2 separate regions of the Homo sapiens genome follow, and region 1 is linked to region 2. A link is a loop called in an ENCODE intact Hi-C map of the cell type or tissue named here. Cell type or tissue: heart right ventricle. All regions are shown on one strand. Region 1 overlaps MRTFA (myocardin related transcription factor A). Region 2 overlaps MRTFA (myocardin related transcription factor A).

What was found. Peaks named below come from ENCODE experiments on the same cell type or tissue, not always from the same donor. Only the 100,000 strongest peaks of a DNase experiment are listed, where the experiment ranks them.
Region 1: a loop joins it to region 2, with 4 times the contacts of the local background. A loop is called at or near these places in 2 of 110 quality-filtered maps.

The regions. Positions count from the first base shown.
Region 1 is chr22:40,541,877-40,546,876 of GRCh38, reverse strand. All of the region lies in intron 3 of MRTFA (myocardin related transcription factor A), which reads left to right. Among named protein-coding and RNA genes, the nearest start is that of MRTFA-AS1, 23 kb to the right of the region's middle. In heart right ventricle, no CTCF peak of the experiment used is centred here; no DNase peak of the experiment used is centred here.
Region 2 is chr22:40,485,681-40,490,680 of GRCh38, reverse strand. The region is part of intron 3 of MRTFA (myocardin related transcription factor A); the gene reads left to right. Among named protein-coding and RNA genes, the nearest start is that of MRTFA-AS1, 34 kb to the left of the region's middle. In heart right ventricle, CTCF peaks have their summits at 2,618 and 2,817 (motif pointing right); no DNase peak of the experiment used is centred here; H3K27ac peaks cover 1,135 bases.

The DNA.
Region 1 (5,000 bases), 56 kb before region 2:
GCAATAAATATTTATTGAATGAATCAATGAATGGTTTACATGTTTGTTCCACTACAGGTAAGAACTCTGTTTTCTCAGTGGAGTAGAAGGCAGCTGTTGCTGTTGGACCCAAGGTGTTTGTGTATCTTCGGCCTTTTTCTCTGAAGTGTTTCCACTTAGCATATAAATTAACTGAAATCTTTCCCAGCAACTCTAACTTTCCCTTAGTGTTTAAGCTCCTGAAAGAATAGTTTACAGTCATTGCTTTCTCTACTTTCTCATATCCCAGAGACTCAACTGCTTTATGGCTTCTGTCACTACCTGTCTTCAGAAACTGCCATTGCCACAGTAATTTGTGTTCTTTTTGTTGCAGATCAAATAAGCCCTCTTTAGTCTTTATGCTACTTGACCTCTTTGCATCATTTGACATGGTTGGCTTCTCCCTCAGACTTGAAACTTTTCCTCCACGGATATCTACGACTTACCTTTTTCCGGCTTTTTAAACTCTACCTTTCCAGCGACTCCCTTTGCCATTCAGAGCTTTTGCTATCTTTCTCTGCCTACCTCTTAAATTTTGTTACTCTCCAGCATTCAGCTCTGGAGGAAAGAGGCTGGTAAGAAGATTGTTGTATTTTACAGTAGGTTTTTGCATGGTCATTTGTTTGGGAGGTAATGATAGGAGCAGAAATGAAAAATCTTTGAGAAGATTGTGAAATTGGAAAGTGTGGAGTTCTAGAACAGAATAAATTCTAGAGTTAGAGGAGGTGCTTTTTCATGAATGGGTGTACCGTGTGTTGAGAGAGTGGAGTGAGAAATGTACTTCTTTGATCTGTTTCACATAGAAGCATGTATCATATAGAAATTCAGTGGTGGCCGGGTACGGCGGCTCACGCCTGTAATCCCAGCACTTTGGGAGGCCGAGGTGGGTGGAACACTTGAGGTCAGGAGCTCAAGACCAGCCTGGCCAACATGGTGAAACCCCTCCTCTACTAAAAAATTAGCTGGGCGTGATGGCGGGTGCCTGTAATCCCAGCTACTTGGGAGGCTGAGGCAGGAGAATCGCTTGAACTGGGGAGAGGGAGGTTGCAGTGAGCTGAGATCACACCACTACACTCCAGCCTGGGTGACAAGAGCAAGACTCCATGTCAAAAAAAAAGAAAAAAATGGCCGGGCGTGGTGGCTCACGCCTGTAATCCCAGCACTTTGGGAGGCCGAGGTGGGTGGATCGCCTGAGGTCAGGAGTTTGAGACCAGCCTGGCCAACATGGTGAAACCCCGTCTCTAATAAAAATACAAAGATTAGCCGGGCGTGGTGGCAGGCGCCTGTAATCCCAGCTCCTTGGGAGGCTGAGGCGGGAGAATTGCTTGAACCCAGGAGGCGGAGGTTGCAGTGAGCCGGGAGATAGCGCCACTGCACTCCAGCCTGGGGAACAAGAGCAAGACTTCATCTCAAAAAAAAAAAAAAGGAATTCAGTGGGTTAGCAGAGGTACCTGTGGGGCAGTAGGCAGTCAAGGTCCCGACACCTTCATTTCCTAAACAGAACTTGGAGCCTTAAAGAGAGGAGGTGCCTTTGGCTAACCCAATCTTTACTGGCCTAATTGTAAAACGTTGATAAAAACTTTCAAGGTATATTTTAAAATATTACTCCTCTGTCTTCTAGGCTGAGAACTTAGGTCTAAAAGATAAAGTTGATCTGCTTGTGGATCCTATCTAGCCAGGGCTTGGAGAAGCCTGGAAACATCTGTCTAATGAACTAAGCCCTTAGGCTTCAGCTCAAGGAGTTCTGGCATCCATTGAATCAGTATATCATAATGGAAAGTGATTTCTTTTACTAATTATATATACCAGTTATTTTATATATATACCAATGATTTTATGTATATATATAAAATTGGTAAAAGAAATCACTTTCCGTTATTTTATGTGTATATATATATATTTATTTTATTTATTTATTTATTTATTTATTTTTCAAGACAGTGTCATGCTCTGTTGCCTAGGCTGGAGGATAGTGCTCACTGCGGCCTCAATCTCCTGGGCTCAAATATTCCTCCTGCCTCACCCTCCTGAGTAGTTGGGACTACAGGAGTGTGCCACCATGCCTGGCTCAGTTTTTATATTTTGTATAGACAGAGTCTTGCTATGTAGCCCATGCTGGCCCTGGCCTGTATTTCCTCTTTTGTGAAGTGGCAAGTTAAGTCTTTTGCCTACTCTTTCTATTGTATTGGTTTTTTTCTTTAATAAGAGTTCTTTAAATATCCGGAATACTAGTTTGTTGTTGCTTAAGTGTATTGCAGACATCTTCTCCCACTTTGGGGTTTGTCTTTTTCTTTCTCTTTATCCTGTCTTTTGATTAAGAATCTCTAAATTTAGCTGGGTGTAGTGTCTCATGCCTATAATCCCAGTGCTTGGGGAGGCCAAGGCGGGAGGATGGCTTGAGGCCAGGAGTTCAAGACCAACCTAGGCAACATAGCAAGACCCCCTCTCTCAAAAAAATGAGCTGGGCATGGTGGCTCATGCCTGTAGTCCCACCTACTCAGGAGGCTGAGGCAGAAGGATCACTTGAGCCCAGGAGTTCAAGGTTACAATGAACTATAATCATGCCACTGTACTCTAGCCTGGGTGACAGAGCAAGACCCCATCTCAAAACAAACAAACAAAACACAAAAAGAATTTCTAAATTTAATGTAATTTATATGAGTCTTTTATAGTTTATGAGTTTTGTGTCTTGTGTTTCTGGAAATAATTTTTCATATGGGAATAAGGTAAGACACAAGTTAATTTTTTTTCAAGTGGATTCCGTTTATTGAAAATACTCTTCTTTCCCCACTAATCAACAGAGCTACGTCTTTCATATATCAAGGACTTAGCTATGTGGGTATGTTTCTGAGCTTGCTATTTGGTTCCATTGGGCTATTTGTGTATTCCTGCCCTCACAGTTTTAATTACGATAACTGTAATAAGCCCTGTTGTATGGGAGAAGTAAGTCCTCCCACCTTGTTCTTGTTCAAGAGTTTCATTCTTGTCTGTTCTTGGTCATTTGCATTTCCATATAAAATTACTCAGGATTTTGATTGGAATTGCATTGCATCTATGAACCAACTTAGGAAGAACTGATATTTTTATAATATTATACTGTAAATACATATTTTCCACATTTATTTAGATCTTTTGTAAGGCCTCCCAATGGGTTTTTAAAATTTTTCTCTGTGATGATCTTACACATCTTTAGTTAGATTTGTTTTTAGACACTTTGTGTGTTTTAATGAGATTGTAAATGTTGCCTTTTACAAAAATTTTATTTTCTAAATGTTGTTGTTGATCTCAGATATTGTTCTGAGAGATGTAAAGGTGCAGTTCTATGTGTGTCTGTAATCTGAGGTGCTGGATAGGATTGGAAGAGCTATGTAAAGAAAAGTAAGCAGGAAAATGGGAGTGAAAAGGGCCTTTCCTCTTTCACAGTGGTTTTTCTCCTCCTTTATGTAAGATTTAAGAAGTACCAGTTTGTTTTCACATGTGCAGCCTGTGGAATAAAGGACAGATCATGTATTTTTTTCTGTAAGGGTACGAACTGTATCCTTTCATGCCACAATGTTGCACAAGAGGTTCTAATTAATTGCTGGGAGAAGTAAAAATTTTGAGTGGGCAGTTTCTGATCCAAATTACAGTATTTCTTGGGGAAAGGAAAGAGTTTTGTTAATTATATTCCTCAGAAAGCATGGTTTTCAAGGATTTTCTAGATTAGGTCGCCCAGTTGAAAATCCTCCAATCTTAGGCATGTCAATTGATTAAATGATTCTGTTTATAATGTGACTTAGAGAATTTCATGACCTACTTCATTCCAGTACTTAGAGATAATCAATTTCTCATTCTTACTTATTCATCACATGTTATGCTAGGCCCCTGGAGAATAGATACCAGATAGAGTTCCTGCTCTAACACAAAACAAAACAAAAGCAAAAGCCCAAATTCTAATGGATCTCATCTCCCAGAGAAAATCACTGTTAGTATATGGTTTATATCCCTCTAGTGTTCTTGCAAATGTGTGTTTTTAAAATAACTGAGCTAATACTACAGACCCAATTCTGTGTCCTGCTTTTTTCATATTACTGAAATATTTTTATAAGTAGCCTTTTTTAATGGGGTACATAACATTCTGTTCTGTGCCATCATTTATTTACTTTCTCCTTAGTTGGACAATTGAATCATTTTCTGTTTTTCACACTTACATTAATATTTGGATAAATATCTTTTAAAATTTTTTTGCATTTCAGATTATTTCCTTAGAAGTGGAAATATTGGCTTAAATAATTTGACCATTTTAATGTTGGAAAAATTATTCTGTGATTATTAAGATCTTAGCACTTAGCACTGTGTGCTAAGTATTGGAGAGAGAGTAATGAACAAGACAGATAAAGTTCTTATTGTCATGGAACTTCTATAATTCCATGAAAGAAAAAGACTCAACAAAGAGTTAGATGAGCTAATTCATGGTTACAAACTTTGGTAATTGCTTTTTAAAAAAACAAAAACACAAGATATTATAACAGAATAACAGATCTAATAGTGAGGGTTTTCATGTAGGGAAGGCTTCTTTGAGGAAGAGACATTTAAGCAGAGATCCAAAGCATAAGTAGTGGTTTGACAAATGAAAGAAGTAATAGCGTGTGTGAAGACAGGGGTAGGGGGTGGGAGGAGGAGGCAGAGGTTATTGGGGAAAATTGTCACAAAGGAACTGGAAGAGTACCAGTATATCAGTGGAGGGAGTTTGGGAGGAAGTGATGTGAAATGAGTACTTTATTTCAGACATAAAGTATGAATGAGCCATGATCGTGCCACTGCACTGCAGCCTGGGCAACAGAGTGAGACCCTGTCTTAAAATAAATAAATAAAAATCTTTAAAAAGTGAGCTTAAAATATAGCCATCACCTAGGCTGGATGCAGTGGCTCACGCCTGTAATCCCAGCGCTTTGGGAGGCCGAGGCAGGCTGATTATGAGGTCAGGAGTTCAAGACCATCCT
Region 2 (5,000 bases):
AAGACGAGATGGAGTGATTATCAGTGCCCAGTTTGCAGAGAGAATATTTTTTTTCTTCTTTTCTTTTCTTTTTTTTTTTTTTGAGATGGAATCTCACTCTGTCGCCCAGGCTGGAGTGCAGTGGCGCAATCCCTGCTCACTGCAAGCTCCGCCTCCTGGGTTAATACCATTCTCCTGCTTCAGCCTCCCGAGTAGCTGGGACTACAGGTACCCACCACCATGCCCAGGTAGTTTTTTGTATTTTTAGCAGAGACAGGGTTTCACGTATTAGCCAGGATGGTCTTGATCTCCTGACCTCATGATCCGCCGGCCTTGGCCTCCCAAAGTGCTAGGATTACAGGCGTGAGCCATCGCGCCCAGCTGAGAATAGTTTTAAGAATTGGTTGAGAGGCAGTTGCTTTTTCTTTGAATATCTAGAACTGTTCTGGACTAACGTCAAAGAAACACCATGGCAACATTAAAGGGAAGATTATTTGAGAGGCGGGGGATAGTATGGCTTAGGACTTGGGCTGCTACCTTTGACTTTGTAATTCAAAAGATTGTAATGTTCCATATTTTCAATCTGATCATTAAAAATATCTGTGTTACATGCAAAAAAAACCTATAGGCAATAGAGATTCAGGCTTGTGATAAGTAGGATCAGAATGGTAATGTTAGATAACTACCCTAAGCAATTAACTACACTTTTCTGATTTTTTTTTTTTTTTTTGCGACAGAGTCATGCTTTGTCTCCCAGACTGGAGTGCAGTGGCGCGATCTCTGCCCACTGCAACCTCTGCCTTCAAGCGATTCTCTTGCCTCAGCCTCCCGAGTAGCAGGGATTACAGGTGCTCGCCACCACACCTGGCTAATTTTTGAATTTTTAATAGAGACAGGATTTCACCATGTTAGCCAGGCTGGTCTCGAACTCCTGACCTCAAGTGATCCACTCGCCTTGGCTTCCCAGAGTGCTGGGATTATAGGAGTGAGCCACCATGCCCGGCTACTTTGCTGATTTTATAGTGTGCTTAGAACCTTTCATTTAGAATTCTGTATATTGACTCAGTCTTGAAAGGACTCAAATTATGGGCTGGGTGCAGTGGCTCATGCCTGTAATCCCAACACTTGGGGAGGCTGAGTCTGGGAGGGTCACTTTAGCCCAGCATTTCGAGACCAGGCTGGGCTTCAAAGTGAGACCCTGTCTCTAGAAAAAAAAAAATGAAAAAATTAGCTGGGCATGGTGGTGTACACCTGTGGTCCCAGCTACACAGGAGGCTAGAACCATGTTCACGACACTGCACTCCAGCCTGGGCGACAGAACGAGACTCCGTCTCCATAAAAAAAAAAAAAAAATTTGAAATTATGTCTTCTACAGATACACATTATTTTTTTAATTGCTGTCATTTTGTAAACTGCACAAGAGAAACAGATTTTGCCTCAAATGGTAAAAGTATTAAGAATATCTGATGTCCCTGCTTTTGGGCTGAAGCAGGTGTTCGAGGGACAAAGATCATTCTTCCTTGTAATACTCAAAGATACCCAGTGAAAATGATTGTGTCTTGTGTTTTATTATTATAAATTCTTAATATTTTCTTTTTTTATAGCTTTATTTTCCTTATTAATAGACTTTGGCATCAATCACATCTGCATGAATTTTTTTTCAGGACTGAGCCATCATGAAACGTTGGTGTTTTATGATTTTATACAACCTCTGATACAATATGAATGATGTTAGATCTATGAAAGATCTAACATCAATCAGTATTGGTATTGATATAACACAATATGTTAGCCACAAGTCAAATGTACCCATTGAGATTTGAAATGTGGCTAAAGCAGTGAGGAGCTGAATTATTATTACTTTTTTTGAGACGGAGTTTTGCTCTTGTTGCCCAGGCTGGAGTGCAGTGGCGCCATCTTGGCTCACTGCAACTTCCATGTCCAGGGTTTAAGTGATTCTCCTGCCTCAGCTTCCTGAGTAGCTGGGATTACAGGCGCCCGCCACCATGCCTGGCTAATTTTTCGTATTTTTAGTAGAGACAGGGTTTCACCACGTTAGCCAGGCTGGTCTCGAACTCCTGACCTCAGTTGATCCGCCCGCCTTGGCCTCTCAAAGAGCTGGGAGGATTACAGGCATGAGCCACTGCACCCGGCTGAATTTTTAATTTAATTAAAAAAAAAGAGAGAGATGGAGTCTCACCGTGTCGCCCAGGCTGGACTCAAACTCTGGGCTCAATTCTGTCAGCCTCCCCAAGTAGCTGGGACATGTGCTGCTAATTTTATTTGATTTTAATTAAATTTAAATAGCATGTGTGGCTAGTGGCTGCCATGTCTGATAGCACAGTTCTAGACCCTTCACAGTCTGACCCTAGTCAGCCTTCCTTCTGTTACTCTTTTTCACAAACGTAATGCTCCAGCTAAACTGGGGAGTGTTGGCTGTGACCTTAACCTTGTAGATTTCCTACCTCCAAGTCCTAGCTCATGTTGTTCATCTCTAGTTTATGAAGGCCTTCAGATAGCTTATATGCTGTTGCCCTGTGAAGCTTACCTAATCCCTTTTGTACTCTAGTAATGTATTATCTGCAAACTCTTAAAGCACTTGTAACGCTATCTCTGATTGTAGTGATTTGTTTTTCATTTCTCATATTCTCTATTATATTTATAGATTCCTCAAGGGGCTTATGTGGTTTTGATGGTTGTATGTGTGTGATAGGTTTAAGTTTTTCTTTCTTCTTTTTTTCTCCACGGTGTCTAGCAAAGCATTTTTATACATGGTAGGTGGTTCATATGCATTAGGTGAGTTAATCTACTGAGATTGCTGATTGTTACTGTGCTTCCTGGCACTAGAGGGCAGTATCATATCCATAAGCAAAATGAGGTATTTATCCCAAAGTGACAGATACATTTTGAGCACTCTGTCCTAATTCAGTTTTATTCAGTCTCATTAACGATTCTGGCCTCCAGAAGGAACTCACATCTGTTCATTGTCAGTGATATTAATAAATAACCTTTTTCTATAAATATCTTGATTAGATTCAGTGTATGTTGGACCAGGAGATAGTGAGATTCTTTCTGAGAAGAAACTTGGTACATCTGAGAAACACCAGTCAAGGCATTAGGTGTCAGAGATTAATTCCTTGAGGGCAGAAGCCTTTTTGTGGTAGGCAGCTAATATCCCAGTAGTGGTCTGGTAGTCAAGAACCCAAAGTTCTTGGTTTGATCTTGCCAATGGTGAACTTGGCTAAGTTGCTCTAAGCTTGGCACACTAGTTCTTCTCATTGTGTAGTAGTGGGTATAATGACTAATGACTCCAGTTCTGGCTCATAGGGTCAAATGAGATACGTATGAAAGTAGCTTTGTAAAGTATTATATAAATGTATAGTGGTGTTTTCCTTCTCAGTTCCTATGTCATACTTAGTACCAACGCATACACAAAATAAGTGATTACTTATAAATATTTATGACATTAATTTGAAAATTTTAGGTAAGGGATATACTGTGGTAAAGGCTGTACTCACCAAGGCTGCATACACTGAGAGGTGATTATAGTCACAATAGTGGTTAACATATATCCTGTCCTTAGATGTTATTTAGCCTCAGAGTGAACTGTGTGATACACACACAAACACACACAAGTATATATGAAGTTTACACTCTTTTGTTAGTCTCTTGTGTAGTGAATTTATTTTTGTACACCTGCTACCCTTCTCTTTTGTTTGTTTTTGTTTTTTGAGACAGTCTTGCTTTGTCACCCAGGCTGGATTGCAGTGATGCAACCTTGGCCCACTGCAGCCTTGACCCCCTAGGCTCAAGTGATCCTCCCGCCTTAGTCCCCCAAGTAGCTGGGACCACAGGCAAGTGCCACCATGCCCAGCTAATTTTTTTGTAGAGATGGGGTTTTGCCGTGTTGCCCAGGCTGTCTGAGATCAAGTGATCCACCAGCCTCAGCCTCCCAAAGTGCTAGGATTAGAGGCGTGAGCCACACTGCACCCGGCTCCCTGTACCCTTCTTAATACGAACTTAAAGTGTTCGTAATGAGCCAACCGTTGTAAGGTTTTTGGACTTCTTATAAAAAGCCAGATTCAAATACAGTTGTTTAGACAAAAATGTCTTAGTATGGAAATATGCATGAGCATATTTTCCTGCCAGATTTGTGGTTAGAAAAGAAGCAAATTTTCCTCCTAGAGTGGAAGGAAGAAAAAAACAATAAAGAAAAGAAGCAAGCTATTCAAGAAGAAGGTAGTATAGTGGTAGCTTTTTGTTGAGACCAGTCACCAGCCTGGAACTTTCTTTAGTAAGTAATTAGATTCATTGAATAAAATGTTCAACCGAGCTTGGTGCAATCTCATAGTTACAAAACACTCTTGCCAAAGAAAGTTGCAGTCTTAATATCCGTAATCGAATCATTTCCTGTTCGGGCTTGCAGGTGGGGAACAATCTGAAACTGCAGTCCTATAAGATTAGTTATAAAGAAAACGCCTTGGTGGGAGAAGCCTTGATGATAATATTGAATAGACAGCCTAACAAGTGTGGGGATGAAGAAGGTACACCAGGATCCTGGGACTAACCAGATTTAAAGGCGTAAGTCGGGATCTGCAAGCCCACTCCCTTGGGGTGATCTGAATAAAGCTACTCTAGGGCATTCAGGTATGTGCTGAACACACTCGGGCAGTGGGCCAGGCAGATGGCTCATTCCTGCACCGACCTTCGAAGGCCTGCCAGGTTGAAAAGCTACCACTGGGGAGGCATGGCTGTGCTCTAGCAAGAACAAGAACATGCATTTCATGTAGCATTTGGTCCTTCCCAGTTGAGGGAGATGCCTTAGGACTACGTTAATCTCTGAGTCCACTTAGGGCTTGGGATGTATTCTCACAGCCCTTGCTCCTCCTCCATCTTAGAGTTTATTTTTACCATCATTGCAACCTCCTCTAAGTGATTCTTCCAGACCCATAGTTAGCCTTTGAGATTCCGCAGTTCTCCTCCCTACTCTTCCCCACCATGTCTTCATTGAGACCCACATT